Regions from separate parts of the Homo sapiens genome. Here region 2 is linked to region 1. Evidence: chromatin contacts called from ENCODE Hi-C or POLR2A ChIA-PET data. All regions are on one chromosome and are shown on one strand. Each heading gives the region's core, a stretch centred on a gene start or an enhancer-like site at or near the end of the contact. The rest is flanking DNA. Distances are from core to core; before and after follow the strand shown. Region 1 overlaps INTS6 (integrator complex subunit 6). Region 2 has its middle 48 kb from the start of INTS6-AS1.

The links. A loop is a pair of places that touch in the nucleus more often than their neighbours do. ChIA-PET counts read pairs that join two places held with the same protein, here RNA polymerase II (POLR2A). Pooled maps may share reads with other maps.
Region 2: a loop to region 1 is called in a pooled map, with 2.6 times the contacts of the local background. The contact joins two enhancer-like sites. A Hi-C loop is called at or near these places in 2 of 50 pooled maps. POLR2A ChIA-PET finds 5 or more read pairs at or near these places in 3 of 52 experiments (AG04450, activated CD4-positive, alpha-beta T cell and activated T-cell).

What each region holds. Positions count from the first base shown.
Region 1 is chr13:51,416,671-51,421,287 of GRCh38, forward strand. The region is part of intron 4 of INTS6 (integrator complex subunit 6); the gene reads right to left. Among named protein-coding and RNA genes, the nearest start is that of INTS6, 34 kb to the right of the region's middle. Within about 2 kb of position 2,506, at least 3 of the 41 ENCODE cell types and tissues checked have a DNase peak (open chromatin) inside an H3K27ac peak, as active enhancers do.
Region 2 is chr13:51,499,005-51,503,621 of GRCh38, forward strand. No RefSeq gene overlaps it. Among named protein-coding and RNA genes, the nearest start is that of INTS6-AS1, 48 kb to the left of the region's middle. RefSeq lists an enhancer at 3,496-3,645. Within about 2 kb of position 2,392, at least 3 of the 41 ENCODE cell types and tissues checked have a DNase peak (open chromatin) inside an H3K27ac peak, as active enhancers do.

The DNA of each region.
Region 1 (4,617 bases), core at 1,256-3,755:
CATTAATATGATGTTCACTTACAGGTTTTTGTGTAGACATGTTTTCATTTCTTTAGGTATATACCCCAGAATAGAATTATTGGAGTTAGCATAAGGTAACTCTATGTTTAACTTTTTGAAGAACCACCAAACTATTTCCCAAAGCAGCTGCATCATTTTACATCCTCACTAGCAAAGTATGAAGGTTACAGTTTCTCTACATTCTCACCAACATTTGTAACTGTCCATCTTTTTTATTATATGTCATAGTAGGTGTAAACTGCTATCTCATTATGGTTATAATCTGCATTTCCCTCATGACTAATGATGGTGAGCATCTTTTCATGTACTTACTAGCCATTTATGTATCTTCTCTGGAGAAATGTCTAATCAAATCCTTTGACCATTTTTAAATTAGATTGTCTTTTTATTTTTATGTTGTTACAGTTCTTTATATATTCTGGATATCATGCCCTTCACAGATAAATGATTTGCAAATATTTTCTCTCATTCTGTTACTATCTTTTCACTTTCTTGACAGTATCCTTTGAAACAAAAGTTTTTAATTCTGAAGTCCAATTTGTCTAGTTGTTCTTTGTGCTTCTGGTGTCATGTCTAACTAAAACTTGCCTAATCCTAGGTCAGGAAGATTAAGCCTATGTTTTCTTCTAAGTTTTAGCTCTTATATTTGGGTCTTTGATCCATTTTGATCTAACTTTTGCATATAAGGTAGAGGTTCAATTTCATTCTCTTGCATGTGCATGCATATTCAGTTGGCCCAAAACCATTTGCTAAGAAAATTCTTTTTTTTTTTTTTTTTTTTGAGACGGAGTCTTGCTCTGTCACCCAGGCTGGAGTGCAATGGCGCGATCTCAGCTCCCTGCAACCTCCACCGCCCAGGTTCAAGCCATTCTCCTGTCTCAGCCTCCCGAGTAGCTGGGATTACAAGCGCATGCCACCACACCCGGCTAATTTTTTGTATTTTTTAATAGAGATGGGGTTTCACCGGGTTGGCCAGGCTGGTCTCGAACTCCTGAGCTCAGGCAATCCACCTGCCTTGGCCTCCCAAAGTGCTAGGATTACAGGCGTGAGCTACTGCACCCGGCCAGAAAATTATTCTTTTCTCATTAAACTGTCTTAACTCTTGTCAAAAATCGACTGACTATAAATGTATGTGTTTTGCTGCTAGACTCTCAATTCTATCTCACTGACCTATATGACTGTCCTTATGCAGTACAATACTGTTGCTTGTTTTTTTCTTTTAATCCCACACTAGAGTGTAAAGAGCAATGGACCTGAAAAAATAAAACAAACAGTCAAGTCCTAGCTCTGCCTCTTAGGTAGAAATCAGCCTTACTAAGACATTTTCCTCACCGTCACAGAATTGAGAATTACAGGAGATGTGAAATTACCTTGTAAACAATAAAAGTTAAACACTTAAGTTTACACATTTTTTAAAATAATTAAGCTCAACCTCATACATTATTTTAGTAGCCAGGAATAAAAGAAAGTAATACAGTAACAGTCCTTCACAATCTGTTTCTAAGAACAGTGCCTAGGCACATGGTAAGCCCTAAATACATATTTATTGAATGAAATTAACCATTTTCCAATTGTTTTGCATTCTCTTTATTCATTTCCTATAACTGTTAAGATTATGAGGAAACAATTTATAAATTTAAAAGCATCCTATATCAGCTTTTTCTTTAGTATATTTCCTTGAAAAAAAAAAATCAAGTAAATTTCCCTTAGGCTATTTCTAACTTTAATACTATTATCCAATATAAGCAATGAAGAAGGTTCTCCTCATATCATATTTATTAAGGAAAGGAAAATTAAGAAATTCTAGGCAACAAAGCAAGATCCTGTCTCAAAAAAAATTATTAAAGTCAAAGTGAATCCCATAAAACTTAATGCCAACCCAATTATTTATTGTTAGTTCCTATTGTTACACTCCACAGTTAAAAATGTGTATCCTTAGGAATATCCAATGTACATCCAAAAGGAATTTTTGATTAAAAAATCAAAACTTTTTTTTAGCTTCTAGTAGTTTAAGGTCAATATTTGTTCAGAGGAAAGAGCAATCACTTGACAACCTGCAATACTGAAATACTTTCTTCAACAAAGTTTTACCCCAACAAATTGCAAAGGTAAAGTCTTTCTAATTTTTTAACAACTTTATTGAGAAATTCATCCATTTTATGTGTTCAACGAGTTTTAGTAAATTTACAGAGTTGTACAACCATCACCACCATGCAGTTTTAGAACATTTCCAACATCTTAAAAAGATCCCTGTGCCCATTTGCAGTCAGTCTCCCAAACACTTCCAGGCAAGCACTAATCAACTTTATGGACATTCCATATAAATGGAATAATGCTATATGAGGTCCTTTGCATCTAGGGTAATGTTTTTCAAGTTCATCCATGTTGTAGCATGTCACAATTCATTCCTTTTTATTGCTAAATAGCACTCCAAGTTTCTTAATTTTATGTCTGGTATAGTTCAACCTACAATCATGTCCTCTTTTATGAGGAAGTGAAAACAGATGAGGTGCCAAAAAAACCTGCTCTTTGTATAGTCCACGCTACTTCTTTCTAAAATGCAAATCTAATAACTTTCTCCTCTACTAAAATCTCTTCAATCCATAAGGTTCCCATCTGTAAGGTTCAATCTATAAGGTTTTCATCAATCTGTAAGACAAAGTCGAAACTCCTTGGCAGAGAATATAGGACGTGCCATGCCAATCTATCTAGTCTCATTTCCTGCTGCTGTTTTTCTTGAACACTTTGCCAGCTATCAATACTGAGGTACATACAGTTCTCCCAAACTCTCTTCAGTGACCTTTATGTCTTTGCATACATCTACTTCACAAACTTGAATTAACCTTTCAAAATCCAACTCAAGACATTTCCTAGAGCCAGCTCCGGCCTCACTTTCTCAACTGTACCATCTTATTAGCTTGTGCTTTAATAATTTTACATCTTACACTATGCCATAACTGTACCTCTCATATCAAACTCATGAGCCAGTACCTAACCCTGCATCTGAACTTCACTACTGTTCAATAAGCATCTGTTCACTTTAACTGAATACTCTCTACTAGTGGTGTTCTACCCACTTCATAAAGGAAAAATCAATTCCATAAAGTCCACTCTCTAAAACTAATGTGAAAAGGATCTAACAGAAGTAGTACAATACAACTCCAAGGTCTAGAACAGTAGTCTACAAAACAGGGTATACACCAGCGATCAGCAAACTATAGCCCACCAACCAAATCCAGCCCAGAGCCTATTTTTTGTAAATAAAATTTTATTGAACACGGCCACTCTCACTCATTTAACATACTGTCTATGGCTGCTTTTGCCCTCCAACAGTGGAATAGTTCCAGTACACACTATACAGGCTGAAAAACCTAAAATGTTCACTATCTGGCCCTTCAAAGAAAATGTTTGCTGACCCCTAGTATAAATCATGATCCATGTTATTCAAGAAGCAAAGATCAGAATTTCCTTTGTATAAATTTTTTCCTCTCATCTTTTTAAAGTTCTATTTTAATATATGTTTTTAACATAATAATATTAATGCAGTAGTCACATATATAATTTCTAAATTTAAAAATGTGCATACACTGGGAATGGTACATACTTAATTTTTTTTTTTTTTTACTAATATAGGTGGTTCATTTAAAAAAAAAAAGTTAAGTCTTAGGACAAGCTTTAGCATTTAAATTTAGTAATCAACGTTATTAGCAATCAATGTTATTACATGAATAACTGAGTTCTGTGAGTGCTTCAAATCACAGAGAAAGAGGCCCAGAATTAAACTTTTTCCAAAATACTCAAAACATCTCTGGAGAATCTTTTTCTGGTGCTAAAAATGTCATTGAAATGATGCAGGTAGTACTAATATTCTTCAACAGAATGCAATAAAATACGAGCTACATAAATCCAAACTTGGTTCAAAGGTAGCTATGTTTTTTTAAAAAAGGTTATTATAACAGACAAAGCAAATGCAAACTTATCCTTCCAAACCCTGATAATTGGTAATACCAAATAACTGGTATCTAATAAATATACAAATCAAGAGAATACCTTGCTAGCTAAATTAAAAAAAAAAAAAAAAAACTATCCATACTTAACAACCAAGTGCAATTTTGTAACCAAAGTGTTCCTTAGCTATGATAGCAAGGCTATTTCGGTCTAAGACAACAGATACTAACCTAAAGCTGTGAAGAGCCCCAGGAAATACCGAGTTCCTCACTTACAGATCTTAAGCTTAGCAAGGTGGTTCTACTAACTCAAAAGCTGGGGTCTGATAATCATCATCAACCAATTTATAAGCTCAAAGTTAATTACCAATTGAACCTGGATTTATCAGTTTAGGGTTGTCATTCTATGTTGAATCAGATTCTCCAACAAATAGTCATAGCCCCCAGAGAGAACTACACTCTACTCTGCTCACCTTTAAGGCTTTTTCTGAGGCCTTCCGAGATGACTAGCATCAGACTTTTGAGGAAGGCTAGCCATTAGACAAGGCTTTTCCCCACGATCTGACTGCTTGAAGTGACATCCAGGATCAGGTCGATCCTGTATCCAGGAATCATGACCCTCCCTGAGGCACCAGTCATCATGAGACAG
Region 2 (4,617 bases), core at 1,142-3,641, 82 kb after region 1:
TTGCAGCAGTTCAGACTTGGACAAGGATGCCAGCAGCAGAGAATAAGAGAAGTGAACAGATGAGTCTTGCTTAGGAGTTGAGTGTCTAGATATGAAGGGTAAGACAGAGTGATCAGTCAGGGTGCCTGTATTAGTTTTCTATTGCTGTGTAACAAGTTACTCCAAATGTAGCAACTTCAAACAACATCTATTATCTCACACAGTGTCTTCAAAGGTCAAGAAACTGGGAGCAGCTTACCTAGTTCTGGCTCAGTCTTTCAAGAGGTTGCAGTCAGCCTGTTGGCAGGTGTTGTAGTCATCTAAGTTCGGACTAGGGTTGGAGGAGCTGCTTTCAGTCTCGCTCACATGGTTGTTGCAGACCTTAGTTCCTTACCATGTGGGTCTCTCCATGGGACTGCTTGACACAGAAGCTGGCTTCCCCAAAGTGAGAATTCCAGAGAGACTCTGAGACAGGGAGGTGGTGGTAGGGAATGGGGAGAGAGAGGGGGTGAGGAGATAGAGAGAGAGAGAGAGAGAGAGAATGTGAACAAGAAGGAAGCTGCAGTGATTTTTAGGATCTAATCTCAGAAGTAACGCATCATCACTTCTGCCATATTCTACTGGTCACATTGACCAAGTCTGATACATTATGGGAGAGGACTACACAAGTTCATGAGTACCAGGAAAGATATCACTAGGGGCCACCTTGGAGGCTAGTTACCACCACCATGTGATGGCACTTTCAAATTAGGGTAATTTGTGAAATTTCTCATGCACACGTGAGTGGATGTGTATGAACAGTTTGTTTTCTTACAAAGGGACAATTTACAAAGATATGTGCAGGGATTAGGCAGACCACAAAGGGATCATGCAAGTTCCTAGAGCTCGAAGGAGAAAGAATTGTGGAGTGCAGGGCCACCTTGAGAGGAGTCATGCTGGGAGACACACACACAGCTATGTGCTGGAGCCACCTCATAGGACACATGAGAGCTGACTGCATCTTTTCCCAACTTGTATTCAATGATGTCACACTGGTAGCCTAAAATCGGTCATGGTGGGAATACGGTACCATGGTAATCAGCAAATACTGTAAACCAGAACTTTTTTTTTTTTTTTTGCAGAAAGCCAGTTAAACATTTACTAGCACACCACTAGGCATAGACAGACTGAAGCAACCTCTTAAGGTGGTAGCTAAGAGAACTCACACCCAGACCCTACTCTCTCAAGGCAGAGGGAGGACGAAACTCAACCAGGAAGCCAGAGAACACAGGAGCCACTCTACATGCTCTACACAAACCATCCCCTGGAAAAGATAGCAGGGTACAGACTAGAACCGCATAGTAAGGCTACCTATCATGAATGCACTCCTGCCTGGGTGACAGAATGGCTCTCCAGTGTCTTCTTCAAGCAAGTGTGTCGACAGTGATTCAAGTAACTGAAAGAGAAACCAACAAAGTATCATTTGTCGCAATATCTCAATTATTCTCTTTTAACCATCCTTATCACTCTTGATTTTCCACATCAGTGGGGGGAACTTTGGCAGACAATTGAAAATATCACGTTTTCCGGTCAGGTCAGTGAATGAGTTTTGCTTTGTTTTGGTTTTTATAAACAATGGAAACTGACCCTGGCTAAGTTAAGAGAGAAGAGAAAGATGTGGGACAGCTCCCAGAATGAAAAAACAACCTGAAGAGTGAGACTCAGAAAGAGCAGCCCTGGGGTAGAAAGTGGTTGATGATCTCTTCAGAGCATCATTGTTGAAATCCTGGTCCTTTTTTTTTTTTTTTTTTTTTTTTTTTTTACACAGTCCTTGACTTACCCTGCTCAAGATACACTAGTCTAGAATAAAATTTGATTGGCCAACTCTCTTGGCAAGAAGCAAGTTTCCTTAACTAGCAGTCCCACTGGGACTGCCACAGTGAGGAGCCATTAGTTCCCAACAAGCAACTCACAGTGCTCTTAGAAAGAGGAACAGGAGCTGGGAAGCCAAGGAGCAGCAAACGTCCTCAACAATCTGGGACACGACCTTGCTCCAAGGTCCCTCCTAAGTTGCAGGTGGAGGGGAGCAACATTCAGACCAGTAAACTGGAAGTAATTGAGAATTAGTTGTTCTTTTAAAATCTTCAGGCATAATGTCAATAATTCAGAATGCCATAGAATCTGACATTAGAAGAGTTAATGTTTAAAAATCAAAGGTATTAACTAAACATTGGAACTAAAATAAATAGGAAACTGGAAGAAAAGCTGAAATGTGCTCCTGTATAAAAGGAAAATCAAAGCCACTGTTGTGCCATATCTGATGACCACATAAGTATGTAAGCATTGTGAGTTTGTATGAGACTTTCTGGTACACATTGGTTGTAAATATGAGGTCAGAGAAAATTCTTGGCTTCGGCAGGACACAGTGGCTCAAGCCTAGGAGGCCAAGGTGGGCGGATCACATGAGGTCAGGAGTTCGAGACCAGCCCAGCCAACATGGTGAAACCCCGTCTCTACTAAAAAAACAAAAATTAGCCAGGCATGGTGGTGCATGCCTGTAATCCCAGCTACTCAGGAGGCTGAGGTATGAGAATCGCTTGAACCCGGGAGGCGGAGGTTGCAGTGAGTCGAGATTGCACCACTGCACTCCAGCCTGGGTGACAGAGTGAGGCTCTGAGAAAGAAGGAAAGGAAGGAAGGAAAGGAAGGAAGGAAGGAAGGAAGGAAGGAAGGAAGGAAGGAAGGAAGGAAGGAAGGAAGGAAGGAAGGAAATTCTTGGCCTTTAGGGCTGTGGGTCCCCCTGGTCTGCATTGTTCTGCTCTCTCCACTCCTCCAAGCCCTGCTGTCCTTCAAGACTCAGCCCACATGTTTTCCCTCTGAGTCTTCCTGGACCAAATCCAGCCCAATCCATGATTAGTGTTTGTCATCTATGCCTTGTACTTGGCACTTTTCAAATGTCCCCTTAGCTTGTTACACACATCTTAGGTATGAGTCCTGATCTTCATTTAAGGTTCAAGAATATTGGAGGCAGGATCTCTGTCTGACAATGATAAGTTGGCTGTTGGAGGTTTACTACAACTTTATAAAAACTTGATCTTTCTTTCTTTTTCTAGTTCCTCTTCTTCCTAACCTCAAAAATATGAACCTTCACAAACGCTTGCCCTTCTTCTCTCTTTTTTCTACCTCACAATGTTATGTGTTAAAGATTGATTAATGAGAGTATACATATGAAAGCCCAGGAAGGACTTAGGTGCAGATGTTTTAATTTTGTATGATGCCCTTCCCACTACAAGGTCCCCCAAGCACATGCACATCCCTGTAATGCTTACTAATATTGATAGTATTTGCCTCATGCTACATGTACTTTCTCAATGATCTCATCTACTTGGGTAGTTTCACTGTGATCTTTTAGGGGACAACTCCCCTTCTGCCTCCAGCTGACTCATCTCCCAGCCCCAGGCCTGTATTTCTGATCAGTTGTTCTGTATCCATCTCAGACTCAGCACATCCTGAATTGAACTTATCCTTCCATACAAGCCTAGTCCTTTTCTTCATGGAAGCACTGGATCTCAAGTCATAACTGTGCTAGATGTGAGTCATACTTGAAGTCTCAGAAACATTTCAGCTCCAGAATCCCCCTCTCACCCTCCCCTACCCAATATTGGTTGCCAAATCCTGGTTGAGCCTCCCAGTCTTCCTAACGTTCTATTTTTTCTGTATTCCCATGTCCGACCTTCATTAAATTTCAACTCCGCTCCCCCACAACCATAGATCCAAGCTTTTAGGCCTCCTGGTGTTACATGTCAACAAGCTATCCACAATTTGTAGCACCAACCAAGCTTTCTGGCCTCATCTCTTCTGTAATCCTCAAATCCAGTACCATCTCCTTATTTCACATTCCCAGAATACACCCTCCACCATCACACAATTAACTTGGCTGAAGCAATTTCCTTTGTCTTGAGTGGTCTTGCCACAAGGATCTTTATAATCCTGCATCCTCCAAGACACCTTAGAAATTTTACCAACTAAAATTAATTATTCCTTCTAATAGTAATAACTGCCCCTTATAGAGAACTGAATATGTGCCAGGGCCTTGACATACATCATCACATTTAATCCAGACCACAACCCAGCGAGTTAGTTATTATAGGTCCACAATCCCTTATCTAAAGCCATGAGGCCAGTTGTGCTTTCAAATTTAAAATGCCTTGTTTTTCAGAAGGGTAATACACTGGTATGTATCTCGGTTTCCCCACCTGTAAAATGGAGGATAAATACAAGCACAGTACGTCCCTTATGGGATTGTCGTGAAACAGGCAAGGTGTCCCTTCTAGAAGACCCAAGTGAAATTCCCATTCAAATGCATTTTTTGGGGTCTATTTGTTTGACCGTGATTTTGGCTTTTGAATAATGTGTTACTGGGGAAATGAATGGTTCTAACTTTACAGTTTCCTAGATGTAGCAGGAAGGTGATTTGAGCCTTCAGTTTCATTGCATGTTGTGTTTCTTTTTTTTTTTTTTTTTTTTGCAACTGTTACTTCTTTCTGCTACTTAGCCTAACCCCCCCCACCCTCCCTCCCCCCCTCCCCCCCCTCCCCACCATACTCAGCGTTTTCTATCAAAAGCCCAGGCCTCCTGCCACTGCAGTTAGAACCCTTTC